Regions from separate parts of the Homo sapiens genome. Here region 2 is linked to region 1. Evidence: read pairs that join two places in POLR2A ChIA-PET (ENCODE). Cell type or tissue: GM12878. All regions are shown on one strand. Links, peaks and the distances in the headings refer to the core of each region. The heading gives the core; the rest is flanking DNA.

Region 1 (6,492 bases), core at 1-5,000:
ATTTTCTTGATTGTGATAATGGTTTCATGCAATCACATATATGTCAAAACTCAGTTAACTGGACGCGGTGGCTCTTGCCTGTAATCCCAGCATCTTGGGAGACTGAGGTGGGCAGATTGCTTAAGCCCGGGAGTTTGAGACCACCATGTAGAAATGGTGAAATCCCATTTCTACAAAAAAATACAAAACTCAGCCAGGCATGGTGGTGTGCACCTGTAGTTCCACCTACTCAAGAGGCTGAAGTGGGAGGATTGCTTGAGCCCAGGAGGTCAAGGCTGCAGTGAGCTGTTGAGTTGTGCTTGTGTCACTGCACTCCAGCCTGGGTGACAGAGTGAGACCATGTCTCAAACACATACACACACACACACACACACACACACACACATATACACACAGACAAATCCTCAGTAATTTGTACACTTTAAGTATGTGCAGTTTACTGAGCATCAACTGTATCTCAACAAAGCTGTAAAACAAAGTGTATTAGCTCGTTTTCATGCTGCTGCTCATAAAGACATTCCCGAGACTGGGCAATTTACAAAAGAGGTTTAGACTCACAGTTCCACATGGCTGGGGGAGGCCTCACAATCATGACGGAAGGCAAGTAGGAGCAAGTCACATCCTACGTGGATGGCAACAGGCAAAGAGAGAGCTTGTGCAGGTAAACTCCCATTTTTAAAACCATCAGATCTTGTGAGACCCATCCACTATCATGAGAACAGCACAGGAAAGACCCACCCCCATGATTCAATCATCTCCCACTGAGTCCCTCCCACAACACATGGGAATTACGGGAGCTACAAGAGGAGATTTGGGTGAGGACACAGAGCCAAACCATATCACAAAGTATTTACTGTGATAAACTCTCCATAAATATTAGCTATTATTATTTTTAATATATGAAGCCTTTAAAACAGTGCTGTGCAATTGCAATCTTTTGGCTTCCCTCGGCCACACTGGAAGAAGAACTGTCCTGGGCCACACATAAAATACACTAACGATAGCAGATGAGCTTAAAAAAAATGCAAAACAAATTTCATAATGTTTTAAGAAAGTTTAAGAATTTGTGTTGGGCCGCAGGCAGCCCGTGGGCCGTGTGTTGCACAGGTTTGCTCTAAAATAAACAGAAAAAAAAAAAAAATGAGAGGAAATCTGTACTACTTCTCTGAAAGGGTACGAGTGATTTACGAATTTATCTCCAGTTCACAAATGGAGAAGAACCTATCAAAGCTTCAAATTCCCTGAGATGTCAGGAAATCTAAGTTATTTCCAGTTCAGAAAGAGGAAAAACCTATCAAGGCCTCAAGCTCCTTGAGATTCAGGAAATCTCCTCACTCCTCTCCACAGCACAGAGAATCCAGTCAGTCATAAAAATGTAACAAGAAACAACGAAAAACTTAAAAACCTAGAAATGCACAATCAGAATGTGACAACATCAAGAAAAGAAACCCTAGGTGTCCAATGCAAGTTTGATGAGTTGGAAAACACCCCAATGTTTCCATAGCACTGGAGAATTTTCTAGTGCTCCAATGGAATAACACGACTTCCTCCTATACCTCTTTCCAGATCAGCAGTCTCCTGATCAGTCATTAATCACCAGAGGTAATCAAGGCATGGGGATAATAATTTAACTGATTACTTATAACTAAGATATTATTCAGTGCTTTCTAAGTATCAGGCATACACTGAATCCTCATATGAGTCCTAAGAGCAAACTGAGGCACAGAGGACAAAATTACCTACCCAAAGTCACCCAACTAGTAGTAGAATCTGAAGTTAAACCCAGGCAGTCTGATGCTGAAGTCTGCGTCTTTACCACAAAACTATACTATACTAAACATACTAGACATGTTTTTCTTACCTTTATAACATGCTGAGCATGAATCCTGTATGTTAGCACCAGTTTTTCTTTCCCCTAAACTGCCTCATGAAAATACTGTAGGAATTGAATTAAGCTACAAATGACAGGCTTTCAGCTAGAAGGTATTTTATAAATTATTACAATTTCTTTAAAAAGTAATTCTATTAGCTTAGAAATCACTAAAATGGTATCCTTAAAATAGATCACCTTCTTTCTGCTTTTACTCAGTTTTATGATTAATTTAGTACCTCTAAAACAAAGTAGTTTTACATATTGAAACATTCCTCACTGGGGAAAAAAAGGCCTATTTGATATTTTAGTACCCAACATTTCTTTTTAAGGCAAATTCCTTTCCTGCATATAAGATACTAAGAATTAATTTTGTTTCTACTAAAAACAAATGAGAAGTCAAATATACATTTCCTCTAGAGTAATTTAACTTGAAATCAGCCTTCACATTTAGAAAAAAGAGCATAAAACTTTTTCATTATCAATGCTACACAAATATTTACTTTCACTATTTAATGATACATTTAATTAATATGAGAGATACATATACATTTGTGTATATATATACACAGATGCAGAAATAGTGGTCAACTTTTTTGTTTCTCATGTGAGACATTTACTGAACACCTGCTATGTGCTAGGCACTGTTACGTGAGATAGAGGTACAGCAGGGAACAAAACAGACACACATTTCTACCCTCATGGTACTTACATTCCAGACAGGTGAGTCAATTAACAAACAAATGGGAAGAACATATATACAGTATGTCAGATGATGATAAATCGAATGAGATAAAACAAGGCTGGAATTAGGAACGCAGTGACTTATGGGTTTGGGGGAAACTGAGAAGAGAAGGGTGGCAGTCGCTCTTTTCAACAATCTGCCTTCAAAGATCTTTTGTTCATATCAAAGAGGGGAATATGTGGGAATGAATGGAAATCTGGTTCACCCCCTGGCCTAATAAGAAAGAATAAACCCAACGAATGGTGAGATATGAGGGACAAGAAGTCTTTTTAAGAGCAAAAAAGTCAGGTGAGTATTCCCTATGTCCAAAAAGGGCTACACGAATAAGCCCGAAGGGGATTATACAGTTATTTAGTTTCTTTTTATAATCTCATGATCTCACCAAAAATAATAATATTCCCACGTCCACCTCCAACTTATATATAATTCTTAAAATAAGAACACAGTTCAAAACAAAAATCACTATTAAATTCCACATTTGATCAAGGAATATGTGCCATGTGACTATCTCAACATAAAGTTTAGTATCTGAAACCAATTCTGTTAGTATAGACTGGTAAAACTAGATAAAAGGAAATATTATGTAATTTTTTAAAGCATAAAAACTAGATAAAGCAAGATTAGGGAAAAACTGCTAGGTTTCTTAAAAAAATCAGATACATGCACACAAAGTTCTAGGTTTTCAAAAACAACTTCTCAAACCGTTCTGACAGAAATTAACATTTTTCCATTAATATATATACAAGTTAGTATGAGAATATACTCGTTTAAAATCAATTTGTCCTTTTGTATGGAAGTAATAACGTAGATAACTACATTATTCTATTATAGTCACATGATAAATTGCTTCTCATCTGAGCCAAAGGTTCAGGACTCTTTTAAAATTTTAGAATTATGGAGGAATCAAAGGCCTTTAAGACATTAAGTGTTCCCCTATGAGGAAATCCCTTTACAAGATCCCTGATACAATCTATTTCACTGTTTGCCAGCGTTTTAAAAAAAGTAAGTTCCTCCTTATTTCAAATCCTCAATCCTGCCTCCCTCAATTTCCATCTATTTGTTTTAGCTCTTTCTTAGAAAAGATCAAAACAAGCTTATCCTATGTACCCCCAACCTTGGATGTGCTGCTATATACACTCTTACCCAGGGCCTCTTTTCTCCAGTTGAAACATGCCCAGTTCCTTCAACTCTCATTTCTTATACAATAACAGTGCCTGTATTTTAAAGATGCATGTATCATTTCATTTAAACCTCATCCTAAATCTATAAAAGTACAACTTCCTTCCTTCACTTAAAAAATTTACCTTATAAAAGAATGCTTAAGCTTCATAATTAGTCTCTCATGATGACAAACGTGCATATGTCTTACTCATCTTTTGTTTGTGGAAATGCTTTTTGAACCTAAATGAAGTTCTCAAAAGTCATACCAATGAGTCATTACTGGCCATTATTTATTTTTATTTATTTTTGAAGGAATGGGCCACGACATGCATAGCTATTAGCAGACTTAAAAAAAAAAATCACACAAAACAATTAATTTGTTTAGCATAAATGCTTAAAGCAGGTTTTTTTCAAGGTGTAGTCAATAGACCCTCTGAGAGTGCTTGTTAAAAATGGAGATTTCCAGATTTCTCCAGACTATGGAATCAAAATCTCTGGAATGGGGCCTTGGGGATCTATAGTTGAGGAAAAACCTACATAATCTTTGGATACCTTGGGGTTTAAGCATCATGGCATAAAGATTTAAATTCAGCTTTTGCCTCCTAAAGCAGACACTTTAAGCATCTCACCTGTAATCCAGGAATAAATCGAGTGTCCTTTTCAACCACCAGAAGTTCAGCGACGTCGGCATTAAGAATAGATCTTGTGATTCCCCCTGGCCCAGGGCCCACTTCGTAAACATAAGCATTTGTCAGATTGCCAGCTTTCCTTACAATCTTATCTAGAGGAAAAAGAGTTTTAGTTATCTCAATTAACTTGGCAAATTTCAACGTATGAAATTTAGAGAGAAAAATCTTCTATAAAAATTCAGCCATTACCCAATCAATTGATCCTTTATGTATAATATTTATTTGACTATTTAACTCTCTACCTAAATTAACATGAAGTGGCAATCGAATATGCTACCACATCACCATTGAACTGTACCAGTCCCTTAACACACACAGGATTATCATGACAAAGTTTCTTAGCTTAAATTTAGCTAATATTGTAGTTTCCATCTGTCCCATGCAAATTCCTTTCAAACTGATTTGAAACCAACCGACTCCTAAGAACAGACTGGATAAGAATGCAGCACTTTTCTATAGTTATTGAACATTGAATATCTGAATAAGCAATACTAGTTTCACATTCAGAATCTTCAGTATTGCTAGTGAAATCCAAAAGCAAAAAGTGCTGAAGTCTTATTTTTATCTAGAGACATCTTGGTGGTGGTCACTATGGCAATGGCAATAAGTTCTTAGATCGTAAGATTTTCAGAAATTTGAATTCTTAGTCATTTTCAGGAAAAAGTTAAATTGAGCAGTTGAGGGTTTTTAAAGCTTTGCACACATGCATGTTAATACAGAAAAATTAATTTTTTAATTAATCAAATTCAAGTTAGCAGCCCTTAAGACATCATAAAAAGGTAGAGTACTGACTCTGTGCAACCAGTCATCACATCTGGAAAAACATGCAATGGGCTGGTCTTAGTGATTCTGAGATATGGAAATCCAAGGAACTGGTCTTCCTAGGATAGTGGAAATTTAGTCACTAAAAACATACCAGCACTTCTTGTAGGTGTTCACAGTCCTATTTTTGCTTGTTTTCAACAACATAACTTTGTCAGCTAAAATGCGGAAACTAGTTTCTCAGCCATCCAAAAATGGTTTAGTCTTTTAACAGGGAGGGAATTAGCATCCACTGACCATCTTATCTATTATGATGGATTTACACACATTCTCACCTAATCCTTACATGTTAACCAAGGACTCCTATCCCAATTTCATTTCTCTTAACTTTTCAGTTTCCTTGTCTATTGTTTTATTTGTACAAGGTCATGGACTTCAACATAGGTATAAATCCTAAAGCCAATGCCTCTCAGAGGGAACAGGAATGATACATTATGGAATAAATTTAATACTCTCCTTCTTTAAAATGGAGAGCTACAACAGTAGGCAGGTCTCTGCTCTCAAACTTTTCAGGCACATTGAAATACAAATGAATATTAAAGAAGCGCTATCAAATCAATGAGCTTGGATTTCAATCTTGCTCTCTTCTGCCTGAGCTTCTAACCTCAGCTAAGTACCCTCATCTCCGTTAACTCTGGTTCCCATAGAAAGAGTGGATAATATCTAGAATTTGAAACTTACTCCTGAAGATAAAGGCTCATGAGAAAATGTATTTGAAGGATTTTAAAAAATACACAGACCTATAACTTCTGCCCTGAGAATGGTGATTTATATTTAGAATGTGGCTAATAACAAGCAGAAAAGGCTGGTACTAGCTATTACTAGAACCAAAGAATTTTAGAGTGGGCAATCTTTTAAAGTAGTAGGCCCTTCTTCCAATTAAAAGATGAGGAAACTACTGGACATGGTGGCTCACACCTGTAATCCCAACACTTTGGAAGGCCGAGGCGAGTGGATCACTTGAGATCAGGAGTTTGAGACCAGCCTGAGCAACATAGTGAAACCCTGTCTTTACTAAAAACACAAAATTAGCTAGGCACGGTGGCTCACGCCTGTAATCCTAGCTACCTGGGAGGCTGAGGCACGAGAATCACTTGAACCGGGGAGGCGGAGGTTGCAGTGAGCTGAGATCATGCCATTGCACTCCAGCTTGGGCAACAAGAGTGAAACTCCATCTTAAAAAAAGAAAAAAAAAAAAAAGAGAA
Region 2 (8,330 bases), core at 2,020-7,019, 1.5 Mb after region 1:
TTTTTTTTTTTTTTTTCCGGTGGGGCAGTATATTTTGGCAAAACAAAATCTGGTCAACAACAATTGTAGGTTGTTGTGATATAGTTGATGTGATCTAGTGACTCTTTTCCATTTCTACCAATCAGTTACTGGCTTTGTGCCAGAGCGAAATATAGATTCACTACCGAGAATAATAACTAAAAGAAGGAAAATATAATCACTTTCAAATTTATATAGAATGGTCCTTTTTCTTTTTCTCAGTTTTCTACATTACATAGATTCTTGGAAAAAAAGTTAAAACAGTCTGTTCAGATTTAGGAAGATACTTGGATTGCTGGGGTATTTTTGGTAACTGTTTAGATAATGTATGCTGGCTGAGGAGTAAATTCAGCTACTGCTTCTGGGTCCTGAAATAAACCTTTCAGAAAGCGAGGCATTGATGATTAGTGGAGGCAGTTCCAGAATTCTTAGTATCTACTGTTTCTTTTTGTGATGAGCATCTTAGAAGTTAAACCACTCACCATATTTCATAGCCTTATATTGAAATGATTGTTAATTCTAAAATTCATTTAGAAGCTGGCGTCTAATTTGTGAAATCTTGAGAACCACCTTTTAAGATTCAGTGACCATATATCAAGCTACACACCCATTTTAATGCCCTTTAAATTTTCTGTTACCACTGGTATATTTTATAATAAATTCACTCTAACTAATGAATTATAAATGACCTTGGAAATAGGAATGTGGAACATTGCTACTGCTGAGCAAGTATCTTTCTGAAGAAGCAGACATAATTCCGAGGGGACTGGCATGTTTGCTGTGTATTAGTTTATTTTGGTGATTCTGAGGATTTGTGAGCGAATAAGCTTCTATGATGAGGCATCCTGACACAATGGTAAGATCATGGGCTTGGAGCTGGTCAGACCTTAGCTCATTTGGAGGCCTCAGCACCCATTTTCTCTGCACTCCAGCAGGGGGTCAGTTTCCTTACCTGGAATGTTGGCTGCTGGGCAGGGTTGTTGAAAACCTTCACTGAGGTCATGGATGTCTATCTGTGGCATCTGTATGTGGCCCCTCTCTTCTCTGCCTACCTGCCTTCCCATGTGGGGCTTGTTTTCTCATTCTCTGCCTGGTCCTGCTGTACTTCGGGGTGTGGCTGACTCAGGACAAGCCCTTGCTGGCATCAATTAGGTGATGCTCAGCCCCTCCCAGCTCCAAAAATCTGTGCTGCTTTGAATTTTTAAACAAATAGTGCCTAATCAGCTATGCACCGCTGAACAGCTTATTAAACCACACTAGATCCCAGACATATTCTGTGAATATAAACTGAGACCTGTGCAAATACATAGATTTTTGCATTCCACTGTAGTTTCCCTTACAGAATGTGGTTTTGTACTGATTGGGACTCTTGCTCAGCAGTTGTATAAATTGGTTTTGGTTTACCCACAGAGCCTACGGCTGATGCCATTGGCCCCAAGCTGCTACCCCATTCAATATCCCATCCCTAATATTAATTAGTGGTCTCTTCTCTGGCCAACAATCATTCCTCTGTTATACTTCCTAAACCTTCCCACTTTGATGATCTGCAAAAAATGACTGGCTTTTTAGGAGAATTACTTTTTGCAAAGGAACGAAGTTGCAAAAATTTAAAAGTAGGCTTCTTGGAGATTTTGGGTGCTAGACTTTGGTCTCTCATTAGCTAAGTAACTTGCTTCTGTGTTTGCTTCATCTTCACTGAATATATGATTTAGACTTGATCCTTAGCAAAATTATAATTTACTATGCATGGAGGGTTAGGGCTGCTCTTAAATAGTCAAAACAGGAATGTCAAATCTAAGAGTACCGGGGTCCTCCCTCAAATATATAAAGAGCAATTTTTTTTAAATGCTGAGATTTATAAAACTATCAGGGACAAAATGTAATTCTATTATGAACAAATACTTACTGAGCACCACTTGGTGCTTAAGATACACAGAGTAAAGATGACATATGATCCTTAATTTTCCCAGGTGTATTATCATAGACTCCTGGTGTTTTACAAAGTGGAAATTAAAGTGAATGGCTACAGTTTTCTTCTGTAGTTCTTATGCAAAAAGACTATATTCCTCAAAGTGCACCATCTAAGAAGTATTTATGGAGTAAATGATGTATCCAAGCTGAAACTTTCCTAACGAATGTATTATTCATTTCCAATATCAGTTGCAAGGAAATCCGTTTGGTCAGTATTTGCTATTCTATGTGGAAGGTCAGTGTACTTGGAGATTGTTCTTTGGTGCTGTGACGTTGATGAGAAAGTGATCCTAATTTGGATTTTGTATTGGGTGTCATTCATATGGTGATTTTTCTGCTAAAGAAAAGCCTTCACATCAGTAACATGAAGGATTTAATACTCAGTTCATTTACTTCACTGTATTGAACTGTGTGCGTCAGGGCTTTGGAACTATAGATTCGTGTCATCACAGCAATAATGTGGGCAGAAGGCACATGTTTGTGAAGAGCTCACTGTGTGCCAGGCATCATGCTGGGTGATGGGATTCTTTGGTGACCTCCACAAATGGACAATGCAGGAATTAAGGACAAGTAAACATGCTACACAGTAAGGTGTAAAGGATTTTGTGAAAGAAGTTTTGATGTTAGAGGGTCACTTTATATAGATTAGGTTGGGGTGGAGTTGAGGCAGGAAGGCTCCTACAGCAAAGGAGGTCTGATGAGCTAAGACTTGGTTAATGAGAAACAAACAGTGAAGGTAAAGAGGCATGGGGCTTGGGGCAAGGGCTAGAGCCAAAAGCTGGCAGGTTAGAGAGCACTGGAAGATTATGCATTTACTAGCTGTGTGACCTCAGGCAAGTCACTTCGCTTCTCTGTGCTGTGTGGTTTCCTCATTTGTCAAAGAATGGGAAAGGATACTTAACTCATGGAATTTTCATGAGGACTAAACTTTATAAGAAACGTGTATGCTGCTTGGCAATGAAAAGGACCTTTTAATAGAGTAACAAAGGATTGTATTTTCTCATGAATAAGGAATTAAAATGAGTTAGAGGCAATTCTCTATTAGTTAATTTAACAAGTTACTTAGCAGCCTATCGGTCTTTCAGAGCAAATAGGTTTATATTTGAAGCTTAGTTCTAATCCATACCATGGCAGTTTTCAAATTTCCTGATATGTTTTTACCTTGTCCAGTGTTAGGAAAAGTAAGTTATTGAGCAATTCTAAAATGTTTACTGTAGTTTGCCTGTTTTTTAAGCAGTCATATTTTTAACTGGTGAGGAAATAAATTCAGAAGATTTATAATTGAAGAATTTAATTTTCCTACCATCAGTAAACATTTAGTGACGTTGGTGTAGGGGCACTGTACCACAGAAGTAGATATCCAGAAAATATTTGTAAATTGTTAAACATTGTATTAATTGTTGAGCATAGAGTGATGTCCTTAGATTACTGAGTAAACAGTGGTGATTAAATTAATTAAGATAGTTTGTGGGGTGTTTAAATTTTACTTAGTATTCCATTTAATTAGAAATACAGACAATAACTCTGGCCTCATAAGCAATCTGAATTTTGAGTTGAAGGAAATGGGTGTCTGGCAGACAATTTCCAAATTGGTAAAATGGATCTTTTGCTTCTACTTTATTTTCTTCATGTATTAAACAAGTATTTATTATTGTTGACTGTTGGAAAATTTTAAAAATTACAGTCATACTTTTTATGACTTTGCTGGGTGTGGAAATCATCCCTTTCCCCCCATCTTAGTGCCAACTGCCTTTAACCTGAATTGGCTGATGCAGAACGCATTTCAGGAAGGCGCCATGCATACAGGAGGCAGAGACATGCCCTCTGCAATCCTGACTTTTCCTCTTTCACCCATGTCTATTGTATATGGCAAGACTCTGTCCTTCCTCCTCCACTCTGATATTGGTCGGAGACACAAGCACTTAGAAGCACCAGTGTTTTATTCTACAATTAATTACTGAAGAGGGAAATTGAAAGGTAAGCAGTTTTGTGTTTTATCTTTTATTATGCATTAAGTTTCTGTAATTTTCCATATTGCTATATTATTAGTGAGAAAGAGAAGAATAGAGAAAGATGGAGAAGATGAATTTTATTTAAGACAGTTATATTTGGATAACTTAAAAGAATATGCTTTTTTAGTCTAAATACCCTTTCCCAGTCTAAGTAGTTTCATGCTTCATGGAAAAACTAATGCAAAGAAGTTGTAATCAGCTGTTAAGATATTTGAGCCAGCTGGCTGTCAATATGTTGAAGTTTTATTCTTGGTGCATCCACAAATTCCATATAAATGTATTTTATGAAGAGGAAGGTGTACTAGCATGGCTAAACTGGTAAAGCTGAAATCTGGATTTGATTTGCATATGTGGTATTTTTCAGGGACTCTCAAACTTTCACACATGAAATAAACGAGGTAATGTGTATGGCATCACATGATCAAAATATTTTTCCCCTTGCTGCTGCCAGAGCTATCTATTGCTTTTCAACAGTCTCACTTGTTGGGCATCATGCCAAGATGTTTAAGACAACCCCTTACGTGAGCTGTTCCATTCTTAACCTCTTTGACTGAAGTGCCGTGACCTTCACATATGTAGATTAGCCATGTGCTCTGTGAATTGAAACTTGCTGCCTCAGGAAGAAAAGGGTTTTTCTTTTTATTCCACTGGGAATTTGACGGCCATTCATCCCTGACCTGGGCAGAGGTAATGCAAGGAAATTGGATTCAAACGGAACACGGACAGATAACACAGGGAGGCAGTCAGCGTGTACAGGCAGGCAAGCTTTCTACCTGGTCCAGGGTGAAAATACCCACCGTCTGTTCACAATGTGCTGATGTGCAGGATCCGAAGAGCAACTGACAGATGGAGATAGAGAGATAAATGTAGGAATTCTGGAACCGTGTCCTTTTAAAAAAGGACATTGTTATTATGGGCATTGCTAATTCGTTTTGACTCTCCTCTTTCTCTTCCTTTCCAAACTATATTTTTGAAATCTTTGAATTTTTGTTTATTTCCTAATGCTAGGAATTAAATACTTTTGACATAGTGGACAATTTAGATGAGTCTTTCAAAAGCAGAAATCTTTAAAAAAAAGGAGAGATGAATGTATGACCTGTATCTGGAATTTTGAAATGAATTGATACTTAGAACTTTACTCATATGAGAGTTATTAGCTTTGTAATAGCTGAGTATTTTTATTATAGCACTGTTATTTATGGCTCTTCTAAGTCTTTCTCTAAACCTACATTTCTTTATTTGAGAGGCAAGAATGAGAAGCAGCATATCCATAAGAGTTTTGCCAATCACTCCTGACTAGAATGACAAGCTGATTTCATGTTTCCCCAAGTATCAGTCCTATGCAGCCCCCCCTTTTTAAAAAACCATGCAAGGCCGGACCCAGTGGTTCAACACCTGTAATCCTAGCTCTTTGGGAAGCTGAGGTAGGAGAAGTGCTTGAGGCCAGGAGTCCAAGACCAGCCTGGGCAACATAGTGAGACTCATCATAGTGTAATGATGAATAAAAGTAATTAATAGCACATTTTTGGATTTTTATTAGACAAAGCTAGTTTTAAAGAACATTTATCTTTGCCTTGTTAATAAACATACTTGCAGTTAGTGTAAAATTCAGTATAAATAATAGTCATGGTGCTTGAGTAGGCTGATAGGACGAGATGCATAAGGAAGGTTGTCGTTATAAGAATAATGGGTCTGAAGTGGTACTCCAGCTAGTGTCTTAGCAAAAGGAGGGGTGCTTAGGGCAGTCTGAAATTTATGAGTGCTTTTGTATAGCTTTCAAAGCTGAGCTTTTCCTGTGTACATTAGGGTTTATGAAATATCGTGGGTCAGAGCATCCGTTACAGGCGCTGTGGGAGCTGTCATAGATACCTGGCTCTTTCCGTGGGTGTAAAATAGGTTTAGTCCTTAGGATGTCTGTGTAGGGAATGTGCTTAATGGATACGATAGACTATGGGGGAAGCAGAATTATCCTTTTATCCGAGGATGACTTGTTTCTTTTTAAATGAGGACAATGAAAAAAAAATTGGGGGAAGTATCTTATCACAGTCTTGTAGAATGTGGGGGCTTTCGTGGACTGCAGTTCGCATGGCAGGCATAAGGAGCGCTAATCCAGTGATGACAGCATCTTTATGCCTACCTGGGAAGATGCAGCAGCCAGCACAGCCCTAATATCAGATTAATACCGGGGTGGGGGCATGAGGCATGGCTGGCACCTGAGAAGGCAAAAGGGAATTCTGTGATTGGAGAAGAAGCAAGGCAGGTGTGTCATTAAGGTCAGGATGGCCAAGTGGAGAGTGGTCCTCCTGGTGCACACAGTGAAGGAGAGCAGCCAGCTGGGTGCAGAGGAGGCAGCAGAAATGTCAGGGTGTCCGTGAGTCAGCAGCTGAGCATTGTGGGATTTTTTTTCCTTTTCTTTGAGACAGGGTCTTACTCTGTTGCCCAGGCTAGTGGGCAGCGGTGAGGTCATGGCTCGACTTTCTGGGCTTAAGCAATCCTCCCAGCTCAGCCTCGTGAGTATCTGGGCCTACAGGCACATGCCACCATGCCTGCCTACTTTTCAAAATTTTTGCAGAGATGGGGTCTCACTGTGTTGCCCGGGCTGGTCTTGGACTCCTGGCCTCAAGCAGTTCTCCTGCCTCAGCTTCCCGAAGAGCTAGGATTATAGGTGTTGAACCACTGGGCCCGGCCTTGCATGGTTTTTCAAAAAGGGTGGGCTGCATAGGACTGATACTTGGGGAAACATGAAATCAGCCTGTCGTTCTAGTCAGGAGTGACTGGCAAAACTCTTATGGATATGCTGCTTCTCATTCTTGCCTCTCAAATAAAGAAATGGAGGTTTAGAGAAAGACTTAGAAGAGCCATAAATAACAGTGCTATAATAAAAAGCAATAGTAATAGTAATAATGACTACCATTAATGCACTCCTAGTATGTGTGCCAAGGCACATTGCACGTATTATCTGCAATCCTTTCAACAGTCTTGCAAAAGCATCATCATTATCTCTATTTTATAGACAAGGAAACTGGTAGAATTTAGAAATTTGTTCAATACCCTGGTTTTTCTGGTGCTAAAGCCTACATTCTTTCCACTAAACTAGTGGTTTTCAAACCCAGTTGTGCTTCAGAATCACCTAGGGAAGTAACCCCTGCCCCCAGGAACTCAGATGCCATCAGGCTCTGGAGTGGCCTGGAAGCCCACCTTTCTGTCTGTCAGTAGGGCCACTGAAGAGCAAGTGGTAACATTTAAAAAAAAAGACTTCTTTTTTGTTATTGCTAAGACATGTAAAATTGCATTCTTTTTTTTTTCTTTTCTTTTTTTGGAGACAGAGTCTTGCTCTGTCGCTCAGCCTAGAGTGCTGTGGCATGATCATAGCTCACTGCAACCTTGAATTCCTGGGCCCAAGCAATCCTCCCACCGCAGCCTCCTGAGTAGCTGGGACCACAGGCGCATGCTACAATGCCCAGCTAATTTTTAAATTCTTTGTAGAGATGGGGGTCTTGCTGTGTTGCCCAGGCTGGTCTCTTTACATTCTGGGCGGCTCAAGCAATCCTCCTGCCTTGGCCTGGGAGGCCTGGGAGTCTGGGCGTAGTCATTCACATGAACCATGGAGCCTGGCACATTCTTTTTTTTTTTTTTTTTTTTTTTTTTGAGACAATTTCACATCATCACCCAGGCTGGAGTGCAGTGGTGCGATCTTGGTTCACTGATGGCAACCTCTCTCTCCTGGGCTCAAGTGACTCCCACCTCAGCCTCCCAAGTAGCTGGAGTTAAGGCACGCACCACCACACCTGGCTAATTTTTGTTATTTTTTTGTAGAGACGGGGGTTTTGCCATGTTGCCCAGGCTGGTCTTGAATTCCTGAGCTCAAGTGATCCACTCACCTTGGTCTCCCAAAGTCTGGGATTACAGGCGTGAAGCCCTTCTGCACCTGGCCCACATTCTTATAATTCAGGAGCTTTTAGTGTATTTTGGCTCTGTAGTCATTATCAGACATAGAAGAGGCAAGAATTTGGGCTACAAGGGCTGGAGGGTGGCATTGGGATTTTCTGATCACATCACCAGACATTAATTTACATTTGTTCTTCAGGGAAACTCCCTACCATTATCTGGGTCGTTGCTCCCTACCACCGTCTGGGTCATTGCATAGTTACCCAGGGTGGCCGTGAACTAGTCAGCAGCCATTTAGAGGAAAGCCTGCTTGGCTTGGCTGGTTCAGGAGGCGGAGGCTGCTGCAGGGCCTGGGAAGGAGTAAGGCAGCACACGGTGGCTGTTAGGTCATTTGTGTTGGATGAAAGAGAGTTGGTGCACAGACTGGACGGTGTCTCAGAT

Evidence for each region. ChIA-PET counts read pairs that join two places held together with the same protein. Peaks named below come from ENCODE experiments on the same cell type or tissue, not always from the same donor. Only the 100,000 strongest peaks of a DNase experiment are listed, where the experiment ranks them.
Region 2: POLR2A ChIA-PET joins it to region 1 with 10 read pairs; 3 of 35 experiments call an interaction of 5 or more read pairs at or near these places.

Annotation. Positions count from the first base shown.
Region 1 is chr6:155,306,783-155,313,274 of GRCh38, forward strand. TFB1M (transcription factor B1, mitochondrial) reads right to left here. Exons shown (of 7, transcript NM_016020.4): 2 at 4,406-4,557. Among named protein-coding and RNA genes, the nearest start is that of TFB1M, 4.5 kb to the right of the region's middle. In GM12878, for the core only: no CTCF peak of the experiment used is centred there; no DNase peak of the experiment used is centred there.
Region 2 is chr6:156,786,948-156,795,277 of GRCh38, forward strand. The region is part of intron 1 of ARID1B (AT-rich interaction domain 1B); the gene reads left to right. Among named protein-coding and RNA genes, the nearest start is that of MIR4466, 11 kb to the left of the region's middle. In GM12878, for the core only: no CTCF peak of the experiment used is centred there; a DNase peak (open chromatin) is centred at 4,484; H3K4me3 peaks cover 1,444 bases; H3K27ac peaks cover 536 bases.